Linked DNA regions of Homo sapiens: region 2 is linked to region 1. Evidence: chromatin loops called from intact Hi-C (ENCODE). Cell type or tissue: GM12878. All regions are shown on one strand. Links, peaks and the distances in the headings refer to the core of each region. The heading gives the core; the rest is flanking DNA. Region 1 overlaps PDLIM1 (PDZ and LIM domain 1). Region 2 overlaps SORBS1 (sorbin and SH3 domain containing 1).

Region 1 (5,383 bases), core at 55-5,054:
ATGTAGTGTGCAATTACAGAACCAACTGATTTAAAGTTCCTGGCACTTCTCTCTCTTTCCTCTTCCATGTTCCAATTTTTTGTTAAATCTTATATGTGTTCTTGTGTTTTAAATATTGTAAATGTGTAACTAAGTGAAAGACAAGCCTAAGACAAGCCTGCAAGTAAGTGAAAGAGACAGCCTAAATAACGATAGTAATAATTATATACAACTGGGATAAAGAAATGTGAGATTCAAGTTCAATCGCAATGCTACATGCCTTTAAGCATAATCTCCGCTGATTTAACAGTTGTGTCAAGGTATTTGGGTACAAATTTAACAGATTCTAAACTGGGGATAAAGCAGGACCCAGCTCTGTAGGATGCCATTTACATGTGGAATTTGAACTCTCTTTAGTCAGAATCTTCTGACTCAGTATGTTTGTGAGCCGAGGCTGTGGCACAGACTTCACAGCCATATTATGGCTGCAGAAGCTGTATGCATTTACACAGGGTGACCTGAAAACATAACACTGTTTTAAAATGTTCTTGGTTAGTCTATAACCATTTTCTCAGGGAAATGAGGCAATAAAATAGGGTAGATGCTTGTAGATAAGTTGCACCTTAATCCAGCTTCACACTATGCATGGTGCAAAAAGAAGTTATTAGTGCTAAGGGGTGACAGTTCAAAGAGACGTGCTGCTCTCTCAGTCTGAAAGACCGACCACCATTTCTCAGACAGGAATATAATAAAACAGGTAGCCAAATAGAATACTCTGACTAAATTCTTAAGAAGTCATCGAGGCCAGGCGTGGTGGCTCATGCCGGTAATCCCAGCACTTTGGGAGGCCGAGATGGGCGGATCACTTGAAGTCAGGAGTTCAAGGCCAGCCTGTTCACCAACATGGTGAAACCCCATCTCTACTAAAAATACAAAAAATTAGCCAGGTGTGATGGCGCACGCTTGTAATCTCAGCTACTTGGGAGGCTGAGGTGGGAGGATCACTTGAACCCAGGAGATGGAGGTTGCAATGAGCCGAGATCATGCCACTGCACTCCAGCCCAGGCGACAGAGCGAGACTCCGTCAAGAAGTCGTCGAGTTCCTCAAAAGTTTCCAAACAAGCTCCTATGAACCCTACGTGCTTTTAAATAGCTCCAACAGCTACCACCCATAACCCAAAGCCTAAACACTCACTAAACCTTGAGGGAATTACTCTCTCTGACTCAGTATCTTCATTTATCAAATGAAATTTATAATGCATCAACCTCATCAGGTTGCTGGAAGGCTTAAATGAGACTGCATTTGTAAAGAGTTCAGAACAATGCCTGGCACGTAATAAACACTCAATATATAGTAGCTACCATTAATATTTTTAATATTTAATAGTTTAATAGTACCACTAGGCTCTCTCTATATATCATCTTAATCCTCACCACAACCTTTGAAGACAAGCGCTATTATTCCCACATTGCAAATGAGGACACTGAATTTTCAGGGGTTAACCTGTCCAAGAACATACAAGCTAGTAAATGGACAAGATAAGGTTTGAACTAGATCTAGCAGATATCAAAAATGTATTTTTCCCTTGACATTAAGATGTCTTTAATTCTTGATTTGTTACAGTAAAAATAAGGCAGAAAGCACAAAGCAATGAAGTCCCAATAGTTCACTGAGATATAGTAATTTGGTTTTAGAAATGCTACGTGTGCGGAAAAAGTCTGGAAAGGTTTGCAGCCAGCTGTTCACTGTGTTTACCTCTGTAAAGTAAGACTGGGGAAGCCTTTTACCTTATGCTTTCTGTAGGTTTATATTGTCCGATCTTTTAAACAATTACGCGGGCTTCTATGTAACCTTTACTGAAGGATGACATGTATACAGCACAAATGGTAACGATACAGCTGATTGAATTCTCACATACAGAGCACACCCAAGGAAACAGCATGGGATAAAGAAGAGGACATTACCTGAACTGCTAAACCTCCCTGTGCCCGCCTTCCGTCACTGACCTTCCGGCAAAGGTCTGCCATGATCCTGACTGCTAACACTGTAGATTAATTCTGTCTAATTTTATGTAACTGGAATCACACAGTATTTACTCTTCACTCTTAGGTATGGCCTTTTTCTCTGTGTGTGTGTGTGTGTGTGTGTGTGTGTGTGTGTCTCCTTCATGTCACTGTGCATAGTTGTAATTTCTTCACTCTTGTTGCTGTGATGTTTTATACCATATAATTACACCCACTACTTATCTATTCTATTGCTGTTAGACATGTGAATCGTTTCAAATTTGGGGCTATTATGAATAGTGTTGCTTGGAAAATTCTCAAACTTGTCCTTTAGCACTCATGTGGACCCAGTTTCTATTGACTATTTAACTAGGAGAACTGTTGGGTTATATGGTATGGGTATGCTCAGCTTCAGAAGCATAAGTATTTTTTATTATTTTTTTAAAGAAATGGGTGCAAACTATTTGCTGCATCAACCATATTTAATCTATCTGTATGCATTTTTTTTTTCTAGATGGAGTTTCGCTCTTGTTGCCCAGGCTGGAGTGCAGTGGCGTGATTTCAACTCACTGCAACCTCCGCCTCCCAAGTTAGAGCAATTCTCCTGCCTCAGCCTCTTGAGTAGCTGGAACTACAGGTGCCTGCCACTACGCCTGGCTAATTTTTGAATTTTTAGTAGAGACAGGGTTTCACCATGTTGGCCAGGCTGGCCTCAAACTCCTGACCTCAGGTGATTCACCCACCTTGGCCTCCCAAAGTGCTGGGATTACAGACATAAGCCACCAAGCCCAGCCTCTGTATGCATTTTCAATATCTTTATCTAAACTAGGTCCTATCTATGTTCTTATTGTCTTACTTGATACGAATGGTCGTGTCTATAAAAATTAGTCCCTGAGTGTTCAGTAAGGAATCTGGCCTCCTACAAGACCGCTGTGTTCTTCACAAAATCATTTTTAGTATTTATGGCATTTACCAAGGAGACAGTGTATTACACATGGGAAAGTGCACCACAGAACTCAGCCACGGATGAGCAGCCCAATTTGCCCAGGATGTGGCTAACAAGAGTATCAATAATCACACAGGGTGCTAACAGCCATACAGGAATTACCTTTTTTGTCTTAGGTTTCATGGGTATATTCGGTTTTGGACTTAGCTTGGCTACCGCAAGGTGGAACTGTTCACTGCCTGGTCATCTTCATCTACCACAAGAACCATTCCCAAATGCCCTCCTATCCCCCACAAGCAGGTCTTTCTCTAGCCAGTCCTTCCACTCCTCTGCTCTTGTTCTTCACTGTCCAAGTGGGCATGGAACCTCATAACTGGACTGTAAATTCTCCCAGGTGGGGCCATGACTTTCAGTTTTTCAGGAGGGACAGGGAAGGGAGGTGCTGCTTTCTGAGGTGCTCTGAGCTGAGGCCACAAGGCAACTGGAGAGCCACCCCAACCAACCTCAGGAGAATGAGAGGCTCCAGGGTGTGGAGCCCAGGAGTGTCTTATCCCTCATGTTGAAGCCTGCACCACCCTTAGCACTTTTCAGAGCTGTGTGCTGGGTTAACACTGTTAGCAATGAAATATTGACAGTTATGGCTTATTAGGAGGCAGAATATAGTGGTTAAAGCTGGCCTGGAAGTGAGTCTGCCTGGCTTCACTTCCCAGCTCTGCAATTGTCTGACTTTGTGTTCTGTGTCCCTCTGTCATGGGTTGTGGGGAATACAGAAGAAGATAATGTAAGTGCATGCTTAGCACAGAGCAGGCACTCAAAAAATGTTAGCTGTTATTAATATATTACTATGACATAGAGATTAAGACTACAGGCTTGGAAGCCGGACTCCCCAGCCAAACTCCAGCTCTACCACTCACTGCTATATGATGCAGGCAGTGTACTTAAGGTCTCCAAGCCTCAGTTCCCTCATCTGTAAAATGGGGATCTTAATCCTACCTCACAAAATACGTGTGAAGATCACTGAATATATTATGGTCTTAGAATGGTGCCTGGCATATTAAAAGTCCTATATATGTTTTAACTATGGTTATTACTGCAAGCAGATCAAATAAATATTTCTCACACAAATCTTTCAAATGTAAATGGATGCTGCTGTGATTAACAGAAGACAAATACATCTGAAACATTCCTGAAATCACAGTGTTTTCTAAATCAACTTATGATTGAAGGTACAACTAATGCCATGAGAGACTAGGACACTCTAACAATAAAAAAGTGGGCTCTTGGCTCATGCCTGTAATCCCAGCACTTTGGGAGGCTAAGGTGGGCAGGTCACTTGAGGCCAGGAGTTTGAGACAAGCCTGGCCAACATGGCGAAACCCCATCTCTACTAAAAATACAAAAATTAGCCACATGTGGTGGCTCATGCCTGTGATCCCAGCTACTCAGGAGGCTGAGGCACAAGAATCGCTTGAACCCAGGGGGTGGAGGTTGCAGTGAGCCGAGATCATGCCACTGAACTCTAGCCTGGGCAACAGAGCGACACCCTGTCTCAAAAAAAAAAAAGTAGCTCTCATATTCAAAGGGTATGAAAACCTCTGGGTTTGCTTGCTTATTATTTTATTTTATCTTTACAGGGAATATTATTTTATTTTATCTTTACAGGGAACTGAACCCAGGAGAAGACATATGATTTTCCCAGGATCACCCACCAAGGTGCTCCGGACTAGAGCTCAGCTTGAGTCCCTGCCCTGGACATTGTACCAGGCCCTCAATTAAAGTCCTGGAAGCTTCCCCCAGGCTTTCCTCTGAGACCTACTGGAAGCGAAATAATCCTTTAAAAGTTAGTTTTCTGACACAACCACTTTTGCTCCAGTCTCTATCCTATCCTTTACAAGGAAGTTGAGTAGTAAGTCAGCCAGTGAGAAATTATGTAAATTCAACCAAATTACCTAACCTGTGAGCACCTGAGCTTTTCTGTTTGCAAAAGGCAAAGAATGCTAGCTTTCCTCTCCTCTGTGGAGCAAGAGTTAAGGCATGGCCTAAGAATGTGCCAGTCCTATCCTGATCCCAGTACACAGCAATTCCTTGGTGCTTTTCCCAGTCCTGGTCAGCCTAGGAGAATATGACCCAGACGCTTAGATGACACTCTCCTCTCAGTCATCTACCTGGCTGCAATACCCTAAAGCCACTGTTCTTCCCTCTTGCCTCCTCAAACAAACCAGCAAGGTTGGCATCAGGAGTTTAGGGAGGGGAGACTATCTGGTCAGAGGGTGATAATGTAGTATGGGCTCAGGCATTCACTTACATGTCATTCTCTTTGGTTTGTCCTCTTCCCCCTCTCTCCTTAAGTCAGCTGTGAGCAGCTGAAGTCGCTAATATTTCCCAGGTATCAATTTCACAGACCAAGGGCATGCAGCACAATGGCCATTAAAACATAATGACCCTTTTTGGACA
Region 2 (5,383 bases), core at 187-5,186, 80 kb after region 1:
CCGTTTTTTCCTGCTTCCTACCAGAATGATAAACTAGCACTCAGGAAATCTCTCAGAATGGATTTGCCAAGCCAATTGTTTTTTTTCTGATACCAAAGCTAACAAAACATGCTTTTTCCAGATGGGTAACATTTTGAAACTGAGGCACTCCTTGTTTAAAAACAATACCCAAGAGCTCTACAACAATGCTGTGTCGCCCAGGCTGGAGTGCAGTGGAGTGATCTCAGCTCACTGCAACCTCCGCCTCCCACGTTCAAGTGATTCTCCTGCCTCAGCCTCCCAAGTAGCTGGGACTACAGGTGCCTGCCACCAAGCCTGGCTAATTTTTTTTTTTTTTTTGTAGTTTTAGTAGAGACAGGGTTTCATTATGTTGGCCAGGCTGGTCTTGAGCTCCTGACCTCATGATCCTCCCGCCTTGGCCTCCCAAAGTGCTGGGATTACAGGCATGAGCCACCATGCCCAGCCACAACAGTGTTTTTAAGTGTATCATATCCATCAGATCTTCTAATGTTGAAGAGAGACCATTTGTTTCACTGTACAAAAGGGGAAACTGAAGACCAGAATGTCAAAGGCATTTGCCCAAGGTCACAGAGTACTTGCTCTGTCCAAGTGTACCAGAGAGGATGAGAGAAGCAGCCTTATCCCCTCAGCTGGTTGAGAAAGGTCCAATCAGGAATAGCAGCTGAGTACTTAACAAAACAAGTTAAGTTCAGAAGCTCAGCTCTGAGCAGCCTTGATTAACCCAGATTTTGGTTCAGGAAGAGCAAGCAAGAAGAGCTAGCACAGAGAATTCAGCCTCTGGCTAAGATGCAGAGCTGGCTGCTGAGTTTCAAGGGGATTCAACAAAAACACACTCACTGGAAGAGTAAAGTGAGAGAACAGAGCAATCATCCTAGGGCCAACTGTTTCCAATTGTGCTAACGGGCAGGTTCCGGAGGCAGTGGACAGAGTCCTGGAGACTGGGATTCCCACCTGACTCCAACAAGGAATGTGGATCAGTAGAGGCAAACCCACTCTTGTTTAAAAACTTGCGAACAGTCTGTTTCTCTTGGCCTCAATTTCTTTCACTTGCAAAACTAATAGGCATGGGGAGATTGTACAAGAAACCCACCTGCAAATCTGTTATGTACACAGACCCTTCTTTTGAGCTCCAGACACATACATTCAACCGCCTTCTAGACATCCACCTGAATGTTTCTCAGGCATCTTAAACTCAACGTGTCCCAAACCATCTTCCATCACACAACCCAGAAAGCTCAGGAAATCGGTCCCCTTCTCTCTCTCTCCTTGCTCCTTAAGCCTAATCAGTCACCAAGTCCTGCTTCTTCCCTATCTTTGACACAGCTCACATTAATCCCTTTACTCTCCACCTCCCGCCTTATCATTGCTCACCTACAACTGTACAACAAACACGCATTGCTCCCCCAGTCTCCAGCCCTGATGCCCTCCAGTCATCTCTGTCTAGAAAAGATCTCATCATGTCATTCTACTGCTCATTTATTCGGTCAACAAATATTTACTGAGCATCTATTAAGTGTCAATCGCTCTCCTAGGTGAAGATTCAACAGGCAACAGAACGGACAAAAAGTTCCAGCCTCATAAAGCTTACATTCACCATTCAAAATAATTTAGTTATTTCAAGAAGAAGAAGAAGAAAAAAAACCTAACTGTTGTTAACTGTGGCTTTGCAGGAAGGAGTCTAGATAATCCTCTAGAAGTTTCATTTTATAGCCTTTTGTACTGCATGAAAAAAATTATATCTATACTGATATTGTTATTCACATTTTATTTGCACCTCCTCCATAAAGCTTAACCTTTCTTCCTCCACAAAACAATAGGTGCTCACTCCTCCCTCCTGGGCCCCATCATTGCATTTACCCCACTGGACTCTGGTTATTTACAAATCTGTCTCCCCTATTACACCTGGAACCCCTTGAGGGCAGAAAGTTTATCTTCTTAATCCTTGCATATCTGGTGCCTTGCATGGTTGTTCAATAAATATTAATGGAATAAATGATTCTATAAAATTAAATGCCTACATGCATACAGATTTCTGACACATTTGTAAAGTCCCGGAGGACCTCTACTGTTTCATATAGTTCTTCAGGTTATGATCTGTGTTTTGTTCTCAAATCAGATTAAGGGGAAAAAGCGTTTGCTAGTCTACCATCACCATATAGGGAAGAACAGCTTGTTCTTGAGTGCCACCTGCTGGTCAAATAGAGTAAAGCTCTTTGGTTAGGCAAAGAAGGTTAATCAATGCTGAAATACATTGAAATGAAAGTAATGAGTAGTTACCACTACTGATTTATAGATCTGAAATGCTAGGAAAATAAAGTACAAAACTGGACACACACTGTGATGTTAATTATAAAAAATATATATATTGAAGGCAAGGACTTGTAGTTGTATTGGATATTGGGACTATGGGTGAATTCCTCTCTGTTCCCAGTTCTTTTAATATTATCATATGTAATCAGTGTTAGTTAATAAAATTATCAATTGAAGTCTGTCCAATTTATTAAAGTGGACTTAAAACAACACCATCACTTCTCCAGTTGCCACAAAACTGTGAACCTGGGCCACCTGTGACTCCTCCTCCTTCATTCTTTGGGTTAAGGTCAAGTCCTGCCAATGTTTCTGCCTACACATCATTCCTGTCCAACCAGTGAAAGGCACTAGGTTCAACTTACAAGCTGCCTGCCTCAGTGCTAACCAAGTTGGATTTCAGTTGATTAAGATTTACAGATCCATCCATTCATTGAGCAAACATTTACTGTATGCTTTCCTTTGTGTCAGGCACCCCATTTAGGCTGGTTCCTCACCAATTCCAGATATGAAAAAATCTTATTCATTTGGATAAACTGGGGGAAAACCAAGCCCGATTACTGAAAAATCCCCAAATGGTAGACTAGCAGGAGGAAAAAACTCATTTATTCCTGCCAAGTATTTCATGAGAGCTGAAAAACAGAGGCTTTGAAGACCTATTTTCAGTGATATAAATAAGAATTCTTGGTAAATTAACAGATTGAATATCTTCACGCACATTCACAGTGTCTGAAAACAATTTGCTCTTTTAGTCAGCTTACATTAGTACCCTCCAATCCTGCTAACCCAATATCATAAATAGTTGCTTAAATTGTGTGTGTGTGGGGGGGGGTGTTTGCTTTTTGTTTTTCTTGAGACAGAGTCTCGCTCTGTCACTCAGACTGGAGTACAGTGGTGCGATCTTGGCTCACTGCAACCTCCGCTTCCCGGGGAAGCAATCCTCCACCTCAGCCTGCTGAGTAGCTGGGACTACAGACGTGCACCACCAAGCCCAGCTAATTTTTAAAGTATTTTTTGTAAAGAGGAAGTTTTGCCATGTTGCCCAGACTGGTCTTGAACTCTGGCCTCAAGTGATCCCCCAACCTTGGCCTCCCAAAGTGTTGGGATTACAGACGTGAGCCACCACGCCAGGTCTAAATTGTTTTTTAATAGCTTGAAAACATTAAACCTTAGTATATCTTCTGCTAACTTATTACAAAATTTTGAATCAGTATGGGGCAGATGAGAGTTTACTGCCAACCCTAGTCCCTTGGCCTAGAGCTTCACCGTTCCTAATCTGGATATGGCTCTGCCCTGAACCTGCTGAGGAACTATGGCATTACACTGCTTTGATGTGCCTATTTCCTCATCTATAAAATGGGGATTAAAAATAATGCCTCATCTTGGAATGTTCAGAGGATTAAATGAGGTAAGGTAGATAAAATACCAAGCACAGGACCTGGCACGTAGTAAATGCCTGATAAATTGTTAAAATGATGTTATTCGATACCTGTGCTCCTTTATCCTGACTGCCTGTGGTAGCATTTGCCACTTGGCCTTTTCATTTACTAACCTTATGTGTGTGTGTGTGTGTGTGTGTGTGTGTGTGTGTGTGTGTGTGTTTTGTCCCAAAACTATTAAGGGACTATATCTACATTCCTATTAGAATACAGAGCTTAGTGCCTTGGATCCAGTAGAGCTAGGGAATTCACTCTGCCAGCTGTCCCATGAAGCCCTTTCCGTCTTGTGCAGTTTAGGGGGATGGAGGTGAGGAGGTAAACGAGGAGAGCAGGCAGCAGGGTTAACACGGGCAGTCAGGACTGCCAAAGTGACAAGCTGAGAATAAAGAGGTGGCCTGGGGGACCAAGGAGAGCTTGCTCGGAGCTGTGGCCTTGAGGACACCCTTTATCTGCAGGTAGCCTAGGGTCATCTGGTGGGCTTCATCTCTGAAGGCACATCCTAGGACCTAGAGGACCTGTGACTTATTGTCATTTTTAGAGCTGAAGGCCCGGCTCAATTGGAAGCTCTTTAAAAGGGAGTGAGCTGCAAAGCCAGAGTAGGAGACACGGGTTGTGATGCTACACCTGAGCCCTGACACCTGTCATATTGGCGACTGAGTCACCAACCCCACAGTGAATGCAAGAGACTTTACACCAGTCCTTCTCCAAGGTGGGAACTGTCCCCTAAGGCAGTCCTTCTCTAGCTGCTGTCTTAATATGTCTTCTTAATTTCTTCTTATGCTCCTGGGTATATTAATCATGAAACACACATATTTATAGAAGAAAAATTAACATGATGGATCTAGCTAGAGCTTTTGATCACTACCCTAAATAGATTAAATTTTTCCATTTTTCCACCAAAATACCCAAATCCCTGCTGACTTTCAAATGAAACTCTTCCTGTAAAGCACATTCTCCAGCAATGTAGGTAGGATATGTCCCAGAGACCACAATATCTGTCAAAAAAAAACCTTATACACTCAGCAACTCTGCTCATTGTGGATTTATCCAACCCTACTAGCATAGGTAATAGGTGTGTCTTCCCCTCATTGTCATATTTCAAAGAACAAGACACAGATGCGATGGTGACAAAATAAGAAAAGCTCCTACCAGAACAAGCTCCTTTCCTAAATTCACTGGGTGCCCCAGGCACTGTGAAGACTGGGGCCTTGCCCTTGAGGAGTTTATAATACACTAGCAATTATAAAAATACAAGAGTATATGTCAGGTATACAGCAACAGAAGTAAGGACCACAGAGGTACTAACGTGAGCCTGGGTACAGGAAGGCTCCACGAGGGCCTATCTATATAAGCTAAAATGTTTGCTATTTATCACATATAGAACAGGAGGTGAGGGTAGCACTGAACATTTTCAGCTGGGATAACAGCTTCACAGCAAAGTGCTGAGAAAGGCAATCTGCTATAGGATTCAGGATGGTTTGGCAGGGGAAGAGGCTGGTGGCACCCCACAAAGGAGTGGGGTATGCATGCATCATCCAGAGTCCTAAGAACTGACAGAGGAAAACAGATGCCCATCTATGTGAGAATCAGGTAAATTAGCCCCTTCTCGGCACCTC

Evidence for each region. Peaks named below come from ENCODE experiments on the same cell type or tissue, not always from the same donor. Only the 100,000 strongest peaks of a DNase experiment are listed, where the experiment ranks them.
Region 2: a loop joins it to region 1, with 5 times the contacts of the local background. A loop is called at or near these places in 19 of 110 quality-filtered maps.

Annotation. Positions count from the first base shown.
Region 1 is chr10:95,281,877-95,287,259 of GRCh38, forward strand. The region is part of intron 1 of PDLIM1 (PDZ and LIM domain 1); the gene reads right to left. Among named protein-coding and RNA genes, the nearest start is that of PDLIM1, 6.4 kb to the right of the region's middle. In GM12878, for the core only: a CTCF peak has its summit at 3,154 (motif pointing right); no DNase peak of the experiment used is centred there; H3K4me3 peaks cover 3,200 bases; H3K27ac peaks cover 824 bases.
Region 2 is chr10:95,361,290-95,366,672 of GRCh38, forward strand. The region is part of intron 22 of SORBS1 (sorbin and SH3 domain containing 1); the gene reads right to left. Among named protein-coding and RNA genes, the nearest start is that of PDLIM1, 73 kb to the left of the region's middle. In GM12878, for the core only: a CTCF peak has its summit at 2,204 (motif pointing left); a DNase peak (open chromatin) is centred at 2,182.